2 separate regions of the Homo sapiens genome follow, and region 2 is linked to region 1. The links are chromatin contacts, found by Hi-C or POLR2A ChIA-PET in ENCODE. All regions are on one chromosome and are shown on one strand. The core of a region is the stretch at or near the end of the contact, and the rest is flanking DNA. Distances in the headings are between cores, read along the strand shown.

Region 1 (4,004 bases), core at 294-2,793:
TGTGGTCATGGCCAAGTCACTTAGCCCATCCAGGTCTCAGTCTCCCGTGTGTAAAATGGGAGTAAGGAGGGCTCAATTGTTCTAAGGATTAAATGCAACCAAGTTGGCAAAGTTTTAGCACAGTGCCCACGTGTTAGCTGTTTATGGTGTGCCTGTTGTATGCCAGGCCTGCGCTGGAGACGCAGGCATTATGCTCCCTGCACATGGCCCATACCCACATCTCCTCTACACGCGCCCTCGCTGAGGCGCGGGTCCTACTGAAGATCCGGATAGTGATCATCCTTTCTGGCAGCATAAGTCCCGCCCCCTTTCCTTCCCTGGGCTTCTGTTGTCCAGGCTACCTTGGCGTTATCAAAGCTACTTGATCTTTACAGCCACTTCCCTCTGCACAGGCATCCAAATAGGAAATTCCGCTCTCAAGGAACCTTCTACCCATCCACCTGCCACCAGCACGAACCTGCTGTCTTGTTCTCTGGCCTCTCTCCCTCAGTCCCCTTTTGCGCCCTCATTTTCCTGTCTAAAATGAAACGGACCGCTGCCCTTTTTATCTGTACTAAGTTTCAGGAGCAGAATCTTCGTTAAACTGAGCAGAGCAAGAGCGCGCTGCCCACAGGGCTGGGGCGGGCGCACGGGCCCTTATGTAAGGCCGGGCCTTCCCGGGGAAGAGCGAAGGCTCCGGGAAGGGAAGCACGGGCGGCGGGGCCCGGCCTCGAGGACCGCCCCCAGGGCGGGGAGTGGTGTGAGCCGCGGCGCCGCCAGCAAACTTTCCTCCTCCGAATTCTTGACCGAGAGCCTTGGAACCACATTCTGCCCAAATCTGTACACGCCGGAGCCAGGGAGCCGCCCGCCGCCCGGGGAGCGGAGTGGGGAAAGAGGGGGTGGAGAAGGGACCGGGGAGGAGGTGGGGGAGGGCGGAGGAGGTGGTAAGGAGAGGAGCGGGGGGGAGGAGGAGGAAGGGGAGGAGGGAGAGGTGGGGCGGGGAGGAGGGAGAGGTGGGGCGGGGAGGAGGGAGAGGTGGGTCGGGAAGGAGGGGGAAGTGGGAGACCGGGGATGTGGGAGGGGAGAGAAGGAGGAGGTGGGAGAGGGGAAAGCGGGGAAAGGGGAAGGTGGGGCGGGCGGAGGTGGGGGTAGAAAGTGGGGAAGAGCGGGGATGGCAAGTTCCGCGGGTGGCGAGCGGCCCCAGGGAGCGGCGGGGGGGCGAAGCAAGTTCCTTAGTTTCTCCCAAGCCAGCCCGGGAGCTGTTGGACGAGTGGGAGCGCCTGGCTACCTGCAAGTCTTCGGGTTTCGCGAGCGCCGCAGAGCTTTTCTGCAGCCGCTAAATAAATAAATAACTACGGACGCCCGCCCCGCCCCGCCCCGCCCCGCCCCTCCCAGCCCAGCCCAGCCCAGCCCAGCCCAGCCCAGCCCCGCCCAGCGCAGCTCCCTGGCCGCGGCGGCGGTGGTGGCAGCGGTGGTGGCGGCTGCGGCGCAGGCAGGGCTGGGCGCTTGGGGAGCTCCGCGCGCGGGGCACTTCCCCGTGACCGGCGGCCGCGCAGCTCAGGGAACTCCGCTCCGTGAGGCTTCCGGGAGAGGGAAAGCTGTTCTCCTTTGATGCTCTTTGGTTTTACAGTGGAAAACTACAATTAAAAAAACATAGCCGTGAAAATAAATGAGATTAGAACCTGCTGGCTTCACTTCCTGGAGGCTTTTTGTTGTGTCTTGAAACTAGGATCTTTGCGGGTCATCCCTGTAAGTGCCTTTTTAATCCATTCACAAGGATGCTTGTGAGTCTCTGCTGCGTTTAACATCGGTCAGCGGGTGACATTGCATTAATTTGCTCTGGTGATGATTTCTGCTTTGCTAGGTTAGCATTGCCTCGCTTGGTGACACGTAATAAATGCACACACGTTGCAAAAATTAGGACACAGAGGGAGAGGCACCTTTTTAACTCTGTCAAAAAATAGATAAGAAAATCTCTTCTAAAGCGGTGCCAATATCGGGAAAATGGTTTATTATTTAGACTGTGGAGATATTAAAAACCACAACAAAACCTAATTAATTATTCCATAGCCATTCTACATAAAGTAACATGATAAAATCATTAAATAATAGCAATGACAAAACTCAGTTTGTTGTTCTAAACTTACTGCTTTAGAATGTTGTTTATCATGTCATGTATAGTAAATCACATATCTAGTTTTTGTGCATGTGTGTCAGAGACAGACAGACATGGATAACTTCTGCTCTGAAACACAGCAGGTTTAAGGCTTCTATACAGAGAAGTTCCATCTGGAAAATCTCCAAATACAATTACAATAAAGCAGATACAATATGGAGTGTTATTAAACTGGAGGTTCTTCCCCCGGAGAGTTTACTCTATTTTCCTTTAAAATAAACTAGGGCCGGGTGTGGTGGCTCAACGCCTGTAATCCCAGCACTTTGGGAGGCTGAGGCAGGAGGATCATTTGAGTCCAGGAGTTCAAGAGCAGCCTGGGCAACATAGTGAAACTCCATCTCTAAAAAAATACAGTATTAGCTGGGTGTGGTGGTGCACACCTGTAGTTCCAGCTATTAGGGAGGCTGAGACAGGAGGATGGCATGAGCCTGGGAAGTGAAGGTTGTAGTGAGCCAAGATAGCACCACTGCACTACAGCCAGACCTTGTCTCAAAAAAATAAAATAAACTGAAAGGCCGGGGAATCATATATTTAAAATTGGCCAGTGCTCATTAAAGATCACTCAAAAACCAGAATGAGGCATCCTTACGGTGGGAAGGTAGGGTAATAGAAAGATGCAATTCCAGTTCACAAAAATTTGGCCTTCAGGCCACATCTGATACACTTGCATAAAATTGAAAGACGATGCAATGCATGTTTTCCTAAATTAAACCAGAAATAGTGGTAGGGATATACCTTCATGCCAGCAGATGCACAGACAGGTTCTGATGGAAACCGTTTTCACTAAACCATGTCCCAGTTACTTTATGTAGCTTAACGCCCTGGGATTTGTATGTTCCCAACCAGAGGGTGCATGCTGGAGCTCCATGGGCCTGAACTTGTCTTCCAGACCTGTTTGGCCTGCGGGGTGTAGTTTAAACTTTTGAATTAGTTATGGATATTTTGAAATTGTTAAGTTTCACATGGAAAGCTGGACTTTGGGCTTCTCTGAAACATGAGAAGCCCGGGCCACCCTGGGTGGGACTGTTGGCTGGAGCCAACAGCAGTGTTAGGTGTGAGGGTGACAGTCTGTACCTCTCCAGCTGTCTTCCCCCACCTCTGCCTTCACTCTGTTAAGGGACTTGTCCACTCTGCACATGTGAATTTTCTAAAAATTAGTCCTGGTTCAGACAAACCACTGCACCCAGTGCTTGGTCAACGTATTAGGATTATTAAAGTCACAGATGACTTTGACACTCTAGGATCTAGAATTATGTAATGTTAAAACCTCAAATCTCAATTTCTGGAGATTCCTTTAGGCAGATTCAACCAACCAGAGGCTGACTGTACATTTCCTGAAGGCAGGCACAACATGATGTCCTAGTTTCCTGGATTCTGCGTTCCCCTAAGGTGCCGTGAGATGTAGGAGAGTGTGTGGTCTCTGAAATTAAGCTCAGGAATTTGGATCCCCAATAGTTACTTGCCATTCAGTGTAAAGCAAGTTATATACTATCCCTGAGCTTGTTTCCTCAAACACAGATAGTTATAACCAAACTACCTCTGTGGATTATTGCATATTAAATTACTATATATATGTCTGCTCAGAGTTTACAGCAAATTTAAAACTAAATAAATAAAATTACTATATGTGAAAGCATCTTGAACAGTACCTGGCCCACAGTGACCACCCAAAATAGTTGTTTCTCTTGCTCTTGGGATTTCAGTTTCTGAGTGCAGTCAATCATAGCTCACTGCAGCCTCGACCTCCTGGGCTCAGTGATCTTCCCGGTCCAGCCTCCTGAGCAGCTAGGATTACAGGTGTGTACTACCATGCCCACCTAATTTTTAATGTTTTATTTGTAGACACCAG
Region 2 (4,122 bases), core at 711-3,210, 160 kb before region 1:
CCCCGGGCTCCTACTCCTGCCATTTCTTTCCTCAGAGGTCTTACTTCTCGATTGGGACGCCTGATCTGAGGTGGAGCTCTGACAAAAAAAAAAAAAAAAAAATTAAAATTAAAATTAAAATTAATCAAAGGCAAAAGTATGTCAATACTATCTTAGTCAATAAAATTGTTAAATCAAAAAGCCCGAAAGCTAATTTTTTCACCTTTGGCCAATTCATGGCCACAACTATTAGGTTAGTTTTCCCAAATTCTTTTTTCTAAAATATACTGGCTGATACAATTATTAAATACACACAAATGACACATAAAGCAGCAATTATTCTGTCAAAAGTTAATTATTAATCACCAATAGAGGGCAACACAGACTATCCCTATCTAATAATCTTAACAACATAATGGAAAGGCAATAATTTTATTCATTACTGTCCTAAACCAAGAATAAGTAACTTTTTTTTAGAAAAAAGCATTAAAAGCTGTAAGGACAGAAGTTCTAAATAAGTCTATTTGTACAGTTTACTAATTTCTGTTTTACAACCAAGATGATTTTCTCTGCTTCTATAATGGAAAATTAAACATTTCATTCATCAAATTACAAATGGCAGAGCTAACAATGAAATCTTCTTTAAGTAATTATGTTTTAAAATATTCATGTTTTGAGAATGTCTAAAAATCACAGAATCATTCAAATTATACAGTCCTCCAAATGTGATTAAAAATTTTGATAAATACATATAAGTATGCATGCAAAATAACATATTTTGTTTCATCTACTGTGGAACTTGTCTCCTGCAAACATTAAAGTTTTGAGGCTTCTCAGCACAGTTTTTGTCTCTTTTTGATTCTTGGGAAAGGGACTCTATCACTTCGTGTCTAATCTTAGTTCTCTCTTGAAATGTCTCTACCTCTGTTTTCCTACCTTTTCTCTTTCTATAGCTATGTATGTATCTGTAGCCCTCTAGATCCCATATGTGTATTCCATTTTTAACCACATGCCATATCTATTATTATCCCCTTTCCAGCCTCACACTTATAATTCACCTAACTCATCATGGAGTTCCGTTCCTCATATCAGAAAAGGTGACACATATGCATAATTCAAAGATAGGAAAATGGATAAAAAGCCATGAAGGTTGCAAACTAAGGGCCAAAACAGTAAGAAAAAGAAAAAAAAAGAAAAAAAAATGTGTTAACATGTTGTGAGTCTGATACAGCATATTTAGATGTTGGAATTAGACTACATCGTGAAATTTCTAGAAGGCCGGCAAAAACCGTATGTCTATCTATGAGGTAAACATACACTGACATCTTAATCCTTGGAGTTCAGTCCAGTTAAACAAGTATTTACTGAGGCACCCATTAGGTGGTATATGGCCTCTACCACACTGACCCTAGGAGGAGACAAAGACAAGCAATCTTGTGAAAGAAATCCTCAGGAAAGCAACTACAAAATAGTGCATAGTAATGGCTATGAGGCATTTTAAAATTTAAAGTATTATTACATTATCATCTTTAGGACATTAGTAGTCTTTTAAGCATTCTACCTATAAAATAAAAATGTGACGAGTCTGGTAAAGAATAAAAAATTGTAATTGTTAAATTGCTCTATTTCTAGTATTTCAATGTGACCACTGTTTTTTGACCTAATTTTTTTTTTTTGGATGAAGGGGTGGAAAGTAATAGAGTAAAACTTTACTTTTATTTGTATACACTTGTGTACATATAAATGTCTTTCCTGAGTCAGATTTATGGGTATGGCCAAAGACAATAAAATGAGACCAACAATCTTTTCCACACAGAATTTGCATCAAGTTTGCTCTTTTGTAAGCGGCTTCACCTGCTATTTAAATAGTCTGTTTTCTTTGTGGTCCTGCTTTTTAGACTCAAGAGCTAGCCAGAGCCTCTGCTCACCAACAGCAATCCCATCCCTCCCAGCTGGATGCCAGGCTGCTTGCCCATGGCTGGGCTTGCTGTGACCTCACTGCTCAGGGTGCACTGCAGCAGGTCTCAGACAACATTCCTTCTGCCTCCTCAGCTTGCGCTTTCCCCACCTCAGCTTGCGATTCAATGGCCGCCTAGGAGTCCTGCTGTAGTCCATTCTCCACACAAATCCCGCTCAGTAAAGCTGTATTGTGGAAGAATTGGTTCAAAGCTCTTACACAGGCTGCATTCTGAGTGTTTGCCATTACTGACCTTGTTCTGCCACTGAATATTCTGATGGGCTCCTAAATAGTCTGAGTGAAACTGCTCAAGAAGCCAGACGTGTCGTTTGTGGCAAGGCCCCTGTCTCATAGGAAGTGTGCCTCTGCTTTGTAAGTCTTCAGTTCCATCTCACTGCAATTGGATATTACATTTGTAACAGACTCTGTGGACTTCCCAAAGGACATCCTTGATTCTGTTCTGTACTTCTTTGTCCACTAGCACATCACTGCACAATGTCATGCTTCAATTTAAGGACTCAGTGACAGCTTCCAGGCTGTGTAAACAATAAAGGTCTCAAGGCTTCTTTTACTAGTCTCTCTGTAAAAATAGACTTTAGTAGGATTACATAGCATCCTTGACCTCTGCTCTAATGGTCAAACAGACTGACACAGTACTAGCTTACGGCACTTCAAATTTAGAGAATAACTGGTTAGATCTGCAGGTGAAAGACAAAAATATCTGTGCTGTGTTCAATTCTCCTATTTGAGATTTCCCTATAGGAATAAGAAATATGCCTTATTCTATCACATGCAAATAAGCCTCATCTCCTTCGAAATCCAATACTTCCTCTTTCAAAGCTATATTAAATATCAATATTATTTGTAAATGTTATTGGTACTGCTTTATATAGTCTAGATACGAGTCCTATGTCACATATATGCTTTGCAAATATCTTCTCCCAGTGTGTGATTTGCTCTTTTCTTTATTTTTGCATTTTATTTTCAACTTTTATTTTAGATTCAGGGGTACATGTACAGGTGCAAGTCTGTTATAAAGGTATTTTACCTCTCTTAATGGTATCTTTCTTGATAAAGAGGTCATGATTCTGTAAGTCCAATTTATCAATATTTTATATTTAATGCTTTAGTGGCCAGTTTAATAAATCTTTGCCTACCGCAAGATCATGATGATATCCCTCCCATGTTTTCTTCTAGAAGTTTTACTTTATTACTTTTAATATTTTAGGTATTGGTTATTTTATATTAATTTTTGTACGACGTGAGGTGGGGAAGAAGAGTATCTCGATTTTTTTTCACCCAAATGGATAATCAATTACCCCAGAAGCATTTACTGATAGGACCCACCTTTTTCTACTAAATTTCAGTGGTGTCTTCACAAACCAAGTAACTTTCCAGAATTTAATCATTAAGGATAACTTCTGGTTCTAAAAAGGACTTTAGAATTTTTTAATTATTTGCTATCAGATTATAAACAAGTATCGTAAGTAGGAATCTTTAAAATATTATTAATTCTTTCAACAAATAGCTAAATCTTAATGAATGAAAGGCACTATGCTATACAACGTAAAAGGCTGTATTAAGGGTCGGACACAGTGGCTCACACTTGTAATCCCAGCACTCTGGGAGGCCGAGACAGGCAGATCACTACAGGTCAGGAGTTCCAGACCAGCCATGCCAACATGGCGAAACCCTGTCTCTACTAAAAATACAAAAATCAGCTGTACATGGCGGTGGGCACCTGTAATCCCAGCTACTCAGGAGGCTGAGGCAGGAGAATCACTTGAATCTGAGAGGCAAAGGTTGCAGTGAGTTGAGATCGTGCCACTGCATTCCAGCCTGGGCCACACAGCAAGGCTCCATCTCAAAGAAAAAAAAAAAAGTGGGGGGAGGAGCCAAGATGGCCCAATAGGAACAGCTCCGGTCTACAGCTCCCAGTGTGAGCGACGCAAAAGACCAGTGATTTCTGCATTTCCATCTGAGGTACTGGGTTCATCTCACTAGGGAGTGCCAGACAGTGGGCGCAGGTCAGTGGGTGTGCGCACCGTGCACGAGCCGAAGCAGGGCAAGGCATTGCCTCACTCGGGAAGAGCGAGGGGTCAGGGAGTTCCCTTTCCTAGTCAAAGAAAGGGGTGACAGACGGCACCTGGAAAATCGGGTCACTCCCACCTGAATGCTGCGCTTTT

What was found. A loop is a pair of places that touch in the nucleus more often than their neighbours do. ChIA-PET counts read pairs that join two places held with the same protein, here RNA polymerase II (POLR2A). Pooled maps may share reads with other maps.
Region 2: a map of heart left ventricle shows a loop between it and region 1 (1.8-fold over the local background). The contact joins the enhancer-like site here to the promoter of UBE2L5 in region 1. A Hi-C loop is called at or near these places in 2 of 168 maps with a recorded cell type or tissue (MCF 10A and heart left ventricle), 1 of 37 single-sample maps with no recorded cell type and 5 of 50 pooled maps. POLR2A ChIA-PET finds 5 or more read pairs at or near these places in 2 of 52 experiments (GM12878 and HEK293T).

What each region holds. Positions count from the first base shown.
Region 1 is chr13:30,420,950-30,424,953 of GRCh38, forward strand. UBE2L5 (ubiquitin conjugating enzyme E2 L5) reads left to right here and starts at 1,544. Exons shown (of 4, transcript NM_001355247.2): 1 at 1,544-1,728; 2 at 3,859-3,952. It overlaps LINC01058 (long intergenic non-protein coding RNA 1058), which reads right to left and starts at 1,295. Exons shown (of 2, transcript NR_125771.1): 1 at 1,268-1,295. RefSeq lists silencers at 597-776, 1,217-1,506.
Region 2 is chr13:30,255,538-30,259,659 of GRCh38, forward strand. KATNAL1 (katanin catalytic subunit A1 like 1) reads right to left here. Exons shown (of 11, transcript NM_032116.5): 4 at 1-78. Among named protein-coding and RNA genes, the nearest start is that of KATNAL1, 50 kb to the right of the region's middle. RefSeq lists an enhancer at 1,987-2,487. Within about 2 kb of position 1,961, at least 2 of the 41 ENCODE cell types and tissues checked have a DNase peak (open chromatin) inside an H3K27ac peak, as active enhancers do.